Regions from separate parts of the Homo sapiens genome. Here all the other regions are linked to region 1. Evidence: chromatin contacts called from ENCODE Hi-C or POLR2A ChIA-PET data. All regions are on one chromosome and are shown on one strand. The core of a region is the stretch at or near the end of the contact, and the rest is flanking DNA. Distances in the headings are between cores, read along the strand shown. Region 1 overlaps AOPEP (aminopeptidase O (putative)). Region 2 overlaps AOPEP (aminopeptidase O (putative)). Region 3 overlaps AOPEP (aminopeptidase O (putative)).

Region 1 (3,355 bases), core at 507-3,006:
TCCTTAAAAGCTACCAAATTCTAACACCTAGAACTTCACTATTTAATTATTTAAAGCACCCCAAAACATGGCTCTACAGACACATGTGTGTCTTTTCTATATTAAAACAATGTGTATAATCAGAAATACAAACTGACAAACATTGGTTTGAGTAACAGAACTAAAAAAAAGAATTCAAAATACCAAAAACATCACTCCTCAAAGTAAATTTAATTTAGACAATATCACATACACACATCAACTCAATACTTTATATCAAGTCCACAAGAAAAAAACATAATTAAATGGAATGTGTTTAACTGTTGCATGCATGACTGGTGGTAGAACCTAGAGAGTAGGGAGGATAGGCATCAAAGACTACAAGTTTATTTATTTTATTATTCTATTTTATTTTATTATTTTTTGAGACAGGGTCTCACTCTGGCTCTGTCACCCACACTGGGGTATAGTGGTGTGGTCACAGCTCACTGCAGCCTTGAACTCCTGGGCTCAAGCGATCCTCCCACCTCAGCCTCCCAAGTAGCTGGAACCACAGGTGCATGCCACCGTATCCAGCTAACTTTTGTATTTTTTTATAGAGATGGGGTTTCGCCATGTTGCCCAGGCTGGTCTCGAACTCCTAGGTTCAAGCGATCCACCCGCCTCAGCTCCCAAAGTACTGGGATTACAAGCGTGAGCCACCACTCCCACCCTACAGTTTTAATTAACATGTGTTAACAATGCTTGAAAAACTGTAAATACCTTAAAATAGTTCCTAGCTTTCTTCTGTACCTAAGAATATAAAACAAGTCAACAGTTAAGGTTATATTCCTTATAGCTCATGGCAAAGATGTGGAGAAACTGGGACCCTTGTTCATCACTGGTGGGAAGGTAATGTGGTATAGCCACTTTGGAAAACAATCTAGGCTTCTTAAATCACTCCATTTACTCAACTGCTCATATAAATTTACTCAACTTACGTGACTCCTAGGTCATCTATCGGAGAGAGGTAAAAGCATATGTTCATTTAACAACTCATCTGTACTTACTGCAGCATTACTACAGCCCTAAACTGGAAATAACCCAAATGTGCATCAACTGGTGAACAGACAGATAAAATGTGGTGTAACCATAAAATGGAATACTGTCCAGGAATAAAGGGAACACAGCGATACACACTGCGACATGCATGCACCTCAATACGTTATGCTAAGTGAAAGAAAACAAACACGTAAGACCATGTATTATATGATTCCACTGATATGAAATGTCCAGAAACTGCAAATCTACAGAAACAAGAAGTAGATTTACAGGTTGCCTAGGGATGAGGAGAGGGGGAAATAGGCAGTGATTAGTGATGGATGCCAGGGGTTTCTCTGGGATGATGGAAATGTTTTAAAACTAGATTGTGGTGATGGTTGCACAACTTAGCTAACTTACTTAAAATCAGTGAATTGTTTATGGCACGTAAATTACGCCTTAAAGTTGTTAAAAACATATATATACACAGAAAGAACCTGTGCTGAAGCCCTGGGTAGCTATGAAGTGTTAAATCTATATTCCGGTTTTCTCTTACTTTCTTGACTTCAGAGTGGAAAAGATGACATCAGTCCATTAGCATTATGAGAATGCAGAATTTTGCTATTCAATTTCCTCTAAAGATAATAAAGGAACACGGGGGAGGGACGCATGCAGGGGAGCAAATAAATCTGCTCTTTCCTCATTACGGAGTTCAAACTGGGTCACAGCCCTATTAGGCTTAACCACTCGGAGCTTACTTATTACTGCTTGCTGCCGGCGGAGGCAGTGCTGGGGCCTGGGAACTGGCAGAGTCCAGTGATGATCATGACCACTGCCCTAGGAACACACGACTTTTAGAATGGGCTAACCCAAGCAAGACACCTAGGCTAAGCATAATGGGCACTCTGAACAATTAGGAAATGACACTACAGAAATTCTTATCTTTAGCTCATGTAACCTAAAACCTTACACAAGTCACTTACCTCCCAAACTTCAAAGTTATGTTTTATTTGTTAAAATCACTATCAACTTAATAATTATACAAAACGAAAATACCAATGTGGTAAGCAGGCAGCCCATGCCCAATAATCTAAGACGACCTTTCTTGCACCTTTTCTCCCAACTCCTGATGAATTAACTTTTGCCAAGTACCTACTAAACTCACTGCTTTGCTCAGTGGGGTCAGCTCTGGCAGCTAACCTACCAGCTCTGCTTTGCAGACTCATCAACAACTCTTGTCTGTCTGACAAGGCACTGAGCCGTATCCAGCACTGTTGCTGTGGACAAGGAAGTAGCAATGGGCCACGTCTGCAGTGGCTGTGGGCTGACAGTATCTGTTAACAGAAGGCTGGAAGGAGTAGGGGGACACCAGCATATGTAATGGCCTCTGCTGGGAAAATGGATCACGGGAGAAGGAAGAACAAGGACAAGCCAGAATTTCTGACCATCCAAAAGCCAGGACACCAAGACTGCCCCAGCCATAAGACCATGACACATGCACCAGGTGCAGCAGGTGAGCACTGTAGACCATCTTTTATTCCCTGTAGAAAAGCTATTGAGAATGGTTCTAGCATAAAGAAAAGACAAATATTTAAGTTGATTGAGATCCCAAATATAATGATTTGATTTTTATAAATTATATGATGGTACTAAATCACATGTACCCTAAAACTATGTATACCTATTATCCATCAATAACAAATAAATAAATATGAAGCTAATAAAGTAAAACAGTTCATTGGCCTAAGGGGAAAAAAAGGTTTTGAATAGGAAAGCAAAATAATAACAAGTATGATAAGAGGGCCAATCTGATAGAAATGGTTGGAATTATTTTTAGCTGAAGTCGATAGGATGAAAATCTAACCGTATGAAAAGTGAAATGCTGTGGAAGAGTAGAGGAAGCAGGAAATCGGAAACGCTATATTTATCCCCTCCCCTCCCACCATTCCCTTGAGTATTTCCTTTATTTTGAGAAGAAAGCAATAAAATTATTCTCCATACCAACATTCTCCCTCCTCTCAGAGACACTCTGGCAAACAAACCGGCCAAAGGCCTCATGGAACGTGGGGCCACACGCTCAGGCTCAGAGTACAAAACTACTGCCAGCTCTTGGGCAGTCGGTACTCACACAGGGGTCAGATACCATATCTAGAAACGGCTCTGGCCAATGACCAGGTGGCGTTTCCCTAGGCCTAGGAGATCCCTGGTCACTCTCAAGGCTGAGGGGAAGAACAGCACAGCCTGGAGAAAACAATGAGAATGCTCCCGAGGCCTCATGGAGGCAGTGCTGCCAGTGGCTGCTCACGAGCTTGTGGATGAACTGCTACTCTCTGTTGACAAAGGTAAGGATATTCCA
Region 2 (3,355 bases), core at 221-2,720, 120 kb after region 1:
GCCCTCTGTCCTTTGCCCACTCAGTGTGAAGCCAGGTGCAATAGGTTAAAAGCACATCCTCAAGTCAACAGCAAAGGCAGAGGCGTGCCCACAGCAGGGAGACTGGAGTAGCATTAGGTCCCACCCTTGAGGGAGCCCAAGAAGATCCGCGGTTGATGTGCTGCGTGCTGCAAGGCTGCCCGAGACCCAGTCCTCGCTCGGAAGCCAGAGGACAAGGAAGCTGGGGTCCTACCCGGGTAGCAAGGTTTCAGATGACCAGTCTGCCACAGGTGCTGGATGCTTCTGCACTGGAGTGCAGGGCCCAGGGTAAGAGAGAGTACCCTGCTTCAGAGCCACTCTCCACAGGTGAAGAGGCATGGCCTAGTCGGTTCACAATCTGCCAGGGAGGGCTCTGGGAAGGAGAACCGGCTGCTTCTAATGCAGGACTAGAGGTGAGGAGGAAAGGTGAGAATGGACGGAGGGCTGCCAGGGAGAAAACTAGTTAAGGGGAAGAAGTGTCCATCTAGGCAGGGACCCGCGATTCAAACGCCTGCATAGCTCTGGCTCACAGCAGTCTTGCCGCAACCGAAATGGGGGAGACAGTCTGGGGAGTATGGATGTGCTAGCGCTGAACCTTGGGAAGGAGTGGGGCTGGTTCTGGAATCCCCAGACACTCGATCCAGAAGGGCTCTTAGAGGCCCCACCCCCTCCCATTCTCAGATGAGAAAGCAAGACCCAGCGAGCTGCAGCCTTCATCCATGGGGTGGGAGCTGCTGTGTGCCATGGCGGACTCATGACAGCCGTTTAAGTCTGCAAGGTATTTCCTTCAAAGCTCTTTTACAAAGGCCCAGTCACCTCAGAACCAACAGACACCCCTTGCCTGAAACTGGTGACTCACCCCAAGCTAGAGGCTTGTGGGGATCTAGGGCAGACATCAGCGTATGCCACCCTGTGTAGTTACATTCACACAGGCTTTTGAGATGGACGTCACACACGTCACAGCAGTTGACTGCGATGCCTTCTCTCTGGGAATACTTGGCCTTTACTTCTGCTGACAAATGGCTACCCTTAAGTTTCAGCCTCATCGTTCCTTTTCTTTGTTTTGGTGGTTGGTTGACCAGTTTCATGTGAGAGGAAAATAACAACAAACAAAGAAAAGAAAACATTTCATACTATTTTCTAAGTATAAAAGCTGTCATCTTTTCACAGTTGTATAACCATAATGGTTTACCTAATTGTTTTCAAATTTTCTCATTCTTTTTTTTTTTTTTTTTTTTTTTAAGGCTCCAAAAATTCACCTTTGGGTTGAACACATCTGTGTGAAAAAAGCCTGGCGGAAAGAAAAACTGGATTATGCTGACGCTCAATGCGCGTAACCTTAACTACAGCATGTTTGCTTCTGCAAACACTACAGTATATGAAATTAAATATTAATAGCCATCACCTCACCCCTTCGGAGAACAGGCCTGAGTCACAGCTCCTGTGTGGCGTGATTTCCATTCACGGACTCACTGTGAACGCTGCTCACGTTACGAAGCCTCAAACCAGGCAAAACCAAAGCAAGTGTGTGTTTTTATTCCATAATGTCATGGGGAACATTGCTTATTTTGGAGGCCAAGTTCAGTTCTCCTGAATTTACCACCTATGACACATTTTAAGACTAATCACCTCAAAACATACTAGGAGAAATGACAAAGTTATTTTTAAGTTAGAAAGGAAAATATTGGAATAAGATGAACATGTCTGTTATTTATCAGTGACGAGATTTGCAGCACTCGGCTGAACTCTTCTGACATTTGAAAGCACCAACATATTTGTATTGGTGAATATATTTCCAGTGCCCCTTATCTGTGCATTGCAAATGGACATAATTAGATTTTTAAACTTTGCATGGGTGGTGTCAAGTATGCCAAAGATATTTAGCTTCCTGGGGGTTTATGGGAGGTCTGGTTTCCCCTCTCTACCTCTGCATGGTCACTGTCTTCTTGATAAGCTTTAGACTCTCAGCAGCCTAAACCATTTGACGGTTTTGTGTATGATGATTACAAAGCAGAGTTAAAGGAAAGAATGAAAGTCAAGCAGCCAGCCCAGTACCTGGCACGCAGCAAACATCCCACAAATGTTAGCTCCCTTTTCCCTTCCCCACTTCTTATACTCTTAGAGGGATAAGTGCTTTCAAGTCAGTGTTCAGAATTGATTCTTCAAATCCCCCAGGAGATAGTGTAAAGTGAACATTCCGCTTTTATTGGTGAGGGGCCAACAAGGGGAGGATGGAGGATTTACTCTGTGGGATGGGATCCTGGCACAGTCAGAGACTGGACCAAAGCTCTCTCTGCCACAGCTTAACAGCAGGGCTCCTGGGCTAAATCGCTTCTTTCGGTGGCCTGCCACACCAAGGTGTGTTTTTAAAATCTGCGCAATAAAATTTAGTGTGGTTGGAGAGGTGGCAGCGGATGGGAACCCACCCACAGGCAACTGACGTCAAAAAACCAGAGGGAAACATTAGGCTTCTCTGTTCTCGAGAAGCTTCTGCTCTGTTAAGCAACCTGAGAAGGAAGCTGACTTTCCATTAAAAAACGGCCACTTTGGCAGTTGTCAGAGACAGCCTGGTGTCTTATACTTCCCCTCTCAGGAAAAGTGAGGAAAATAATTTCCATAAGTTGGAAAGGAAGAAACCAGCAGTTCAAAGAATAGAGCTGGAAAGGAATTTGAAGGGCACTTAGAGTAACCTCCACCTCCAGAGAGCAAATGAGGAAAGAGGCCCAGCGAAGACTGGGGACTAATCTTGCCCTTAAATTTGCAGGGTAGCCCACCCTGTAGGCCACGCTGCCTTCACAAAGCTAGCTAGCTGCCTGCACCTTGGTCAGCTGTTGAGAGGGACATGCCTCGAATTCTAGTCTGAAGAGGGGTTGCTGCAAGGGAGGCTCCCAGATGCCTGGAAGGAGAACTGCACTCTAATGTTGATACCCCGAGGCTGGAGATGTTGCTTTGGAAGAGGCTCTGGGGAAGACTGGTGTGGGGGAGGGTGTGCATGTGTGTGCACACATGCATGTGTGTAAAGGGGCAAAAAAACAGGCAGCCCTTTCCTCCTTACACCTTTCCCCGCGGAAAACAACCTGATGCATGACTCTGTGTCCTGATGCTTGACTCTGTGCCCAGCCAGCCTTCTCCTGGCTGGTCTCTGAGGCCAACACTGTGTACACACAGAAGACGGCTCTCCTTGAAACATGGCAGCTGCACTTGATCTGGACACCAGCCTCTGGGTCTCTCAGTTCTTCAGTTTTCTCCTTTCTAGAGAAGCCCGAGAAGCAGCATGCCAAAATCAAAGAGCAGAGTTGTTCACATGCTCCACACATGCCTGCAGGTGTGGGTCTTC
Region 3 (3,355 bases), core at 557-3,056, 73 kb after region 1:
GGTTCTAAGCTCTACTATAAATTATCTAAGAACGTATACCCTTTTTTGATGACAGACTGGGAAATGCAATGGAAAATGAAGCTTTACTTGGAAAAGTAAAGAACTTATATCTCTTTCAAAAAATTTTGAAAGCCTCAATGTTATCCACTTCTCTGGATTTGCACTTAGTAATTAAGGCTCCTTTAATAAATATTTGTACTTTCCACCCATATTAGAATTACAAAAAAAGGTCATAGAAGCTCATGTTTTTAGAACAGGTGGGAACATCAAGAATCACATACTTCAACTTCCTCATTTCACACAAGGTAAACTGAGGCACACAGACATTAGTTCTACAGTAAGTTTGTCCAACCCACAGCCCATCCATGGGCCACATGTGGCCCAAGATGACTTTGAATGCAGCCCAACACAAATTCATAAACTTCTTAAAACATTACGAGATTTTTTTGCGATTTTTTCCTTAGCTTATCAGCTGTCGTTAGTGTTAGCTTATTTTACACATGGCCCAAGACAATTCTTCTTCTTCCAATGTGGCCCAGGGAAGCCAAAAGATTGGACTGGATAGTCACGGTCCACTCAAAGTCTTTTTTTTCCTTCGAGTCAGGGTTTCACTCCCATCACCCAGGCTGGAGCGCAGTGGTGCGATCTTGGCTCACTGCAACCTCTGCCTCCTGAGCTCAAATGATCCTTCTGCTTCAGCCTCCCAAGTAGCTGGGATTACAGAAGCCTGCCACCGTACCCAGCTAATTTTTGTTTTTTTCTGTAGAGATGGGGTTTCGCCATGTTGGCCAGGCTGGTCTCGAACTCCTGAGCTCAAGCCATCCGTCCACCTCAGCCTCCCAAAGCGTTGGGATTACAGGTGTGAGCCACCACGCCCAGCTTTATGCCTTGTTTTGATTTGTAGTGACATTAGGACTGAAACCAGCGACTCCTTATTCTCCATGAAGATCTTTTCCACTGTGCTATTTGGCTTTAAAATTTTAAATATTTTAAATAAAATGTAACAGATCCTTTGGGCCATCTAGTAAAGATTTGTGCAGTGTTACAGTATAGCTTCAACAGCTGAATCAAAATAAGTGAGGAGGTATTTACAGCTTTCGGCTGTTCTAAAACCGGCCACTCACTGGATCAACACTGAGGAGTGTTGAGGTGAAGGAAGGCAAGGAACCACGAGAGGGTTGGTGCATCAGAAAAGCAAGGGGTTATTTTAAAAGGTAGTGTGGTGGTGCAGAAGGTATGCAGCCTTTGGAATATGAGACCTAGTTTAGACTAGCAGCCTTACTTCTTACTACCTGTTACTTACTAACCTTCATTTACTCACTTGTAAAATGGGAATAATCCTACCCACCTTCCCTGATCCTGCAGAGAATAACTGAAATAATACATTGCAAAGCCCCTAGCAAGGGCCAGGGATACAGAAATTACCTAATAAACTTAATAAAATATTCCATTTTAGCAAACAGGATCCCTGATTAAGTCTTAGCTGAATACTCTGGGACATTATCCCAGCAGACACAAGGCACAGAATCAGCAGATACCTAAAGGAAAGATGATGATGAAAACCATCAGAGCTAACTGCATACTTTTCATTTTTCTACTCGATCCCTGACTTACCTACATGCCCACACTTGTAAGAATAACTAATCCATTTCATCTTCATTTAAGACTCCCCTGAAAAGAATCAGCTTTTTTCACTGCTCTCAGGTTTGTCCTGCCATGCAATGTTTTTGTAAGAAAGCCACACTAGCTTTGATAAGGAAAGCCCATCACCCACTGTCTGGGGGAAGGGAGACTTCTCAAGAGTCAGTCTGAACTCAAACTAGGTTGCCCAGCCCTAAGACAGGCAGAGTTGCCGTGCGTCTTTTTTGCCCTTGAGCCCTGAATTGAGACTGCTCGAAGGGGAGGAACACAGAAGAATGATGTAAATCTCTGCTCAGAAGGCTGGCTTCCAGGTTCCAGTTCCCAATGACGCCTTCAGTTGCTGTTTTTTCCTTTGCCTAAAAATGTCCTTCCCGAAAGCATCCCTCTCTAACTCTCTTCTTCCATCCTCTCCAAATGAAGAAGTGCTCAAGAAAATTCTTCCTGCTGACAGCATTCAAAGCCAATATACAAGTCCCCAAGAGATTCCTTTGATAGCAGCTTGCTGCTGGAGAGGGCAGTGCACAGGCAAGCTTTGCAAGAAATCAGAGGGGGTGGTTTCTAGGAGGAAATGACACTCTATGAATGGAAACAGGAAACTTCCATCTCTGTGCTACTCTGGTTCTCACAATGCTACTAATACCAGGTCTGCGTAGAGAGACAAAGTACCGGAGAAAGCAGATGAACTACAACCACACACAGTAACACAGATGACTCTCACAGGTCAGCCAAAGAAGTCAGGTCCACGAAGTGCACACACACATGTACAAGTCCATGTCAATGAAATCCAAGAACAGGCAAAACTGACCTATGGGGATAGAGATCAGAATAATGGTCACCTTGGGAGGGAGTGTTGACAGACAGCAGAGAAACAGGAAGGTTTCTGAGATGCTGGGACTGTTCTATAGATTGATCTGAATGTACTTTCATGGGGATAAATCATAAAAATCCTTTGAGCCATCTAGCAAAGACTTGTGCACTTTAATGTATCTATGTTATGTTTCATTTAAAAACTTAAGCGATGCACGTACATGAAACAGCATACACTTGCGAGCAGGAAAGGCCATCAGTCTAGAAAAGGGGCTTTGCCACTCATGTGCCACTGGCACACGACTAGGATGAACTAAGCCCTATGCACCTGAGGACCAATGCAAAATTTTTTTTAAAATGACAGTGTGAGAGGCAGGAAGGGCTGTGGCAAATCCAACTGGTCGGTCTACTCCCATTCTCATTTGCCTTCTTCCTTGCCACTTGTATGACTGAATCTGAAAAGCTAATGCTCATTTTCTAAGTGTCTCTTGCAGCTGTGGCACTTAGTCCAGGCCAAAATGAAAAAAGCAGATGTCTGCTGTGATTCCATGCTGGGTGGGGTTCTGGGAAAGCTTTTGCTTTCCTTATAAAGGGGGAAAATGTGACTGCTACCGCACCTCTTCCCCACAAGCCTGGTGGATGGAGCAGTGATGGCCATCTTGCAACCATGAGGCAGCAAACCAGGATTCTGTGGAGAGCAGAATGGACTGAAGGAAGGCAAACAGCCTTTACTATCATCATGCTGCTCCTGGCCAGCCTGGGGATGCCTGCCTTCTGACTTTGTATTGTGTGTGAAAGATAACTACCATTTGTTTAAGTCAACCATTGCTTTATTGCTGCAATAATTGTAGCCAGATTCGTTTCTAACTGGACTAGTACTAACAGCTAACGTTTCCTGGTTATCCTC

The links. Hi-C counts contacts between places; a loop is a spot of excess contacts on that map. ChIA-PET counts read pairs that join two places held with the same protein, here RNA polymerase II (POLR2A). Pooled maps may share reads with other maps.
Region 2: POLR2A ChIA-PET joins it to region 1 with 20 read pairs in Panc1. The contact joins two enhancer-like sites. POLR2A ChIA-PET finds 5 or more read pairs at or near these places in 11 of 52 experiments (A549, AG04450, BJ and 8 more).
Region 3: a loop to region 1 is called in a pooled map, with 2.5 times the contacts of the local background. The contact joins two enhancer-like sites. A Hi-C loop is called at or near these places in 2 of 168 maps with a recorded cell type or tissue (CD8-positive, alpha-beta T cell and PC-9) and 2 of 50 pooled maps. POLR2A ChIA-PET finds 5 or more read pairs at or near these places in 8 of 52 experiments (A549, BJ, H1 and 5 more).

What each region holds. Positions count from the first base shown.
Region 1 is chr9:95,024,317-95,027,671 of GRCh38, reverse strand. The region is part of intron 13 of AOPEP (aminopeptidase O (putative)); the gene reads right to left. Among named protein-coding and RNA genes, the nearest start is that of MIR6081, 39 kb to the left of the region's middle. RefSeq lists an enhancer at 3,194-3,355. Within about 2 kb of position 1,756, at least 26 of the 41 ENCODE cell types and tissues checked have a DNase peak (open chromatin) inside an H3K27ac peak, as active enhancers do.
Region 2 is chr9:94,907,251-94,910,605 of GRCh38, reverse strand. All of the region lies in intron 5 of AOPEP (aminopeptidase O (putative)), which reads right to left. Among named protein-coding and RNA genes, the nearest start is that of AOPEP-AS1, 37 kb to the left of the region's middle. Within about 2 kb of position 1,470, at least 6 of the 41 ENCODE cell types and tissues checked have a DNase peak (open chromatin) inside an H3K27ac peak, as active enhancers do.
Region 3 is chr9:94,951,567-94,954,921 of GRCh38, reverse strand. All of the region lies in intron 7 of AOPEP (aminopeptidase O (putative)), which reads right to left. Among named protein-coding and RNA genes, the nearest start is that of AOPEP-AS1, 7.7 kb to the right of the region's middle. RefSeq lists a silencer at 2,180-2,409. Within about 2 kb of position 1,806, at least 15 of the 41 ENCODE cell types and tissues checked have a DNase peak (open chromatin) inside an H3K27ac peak, as active enhancers do.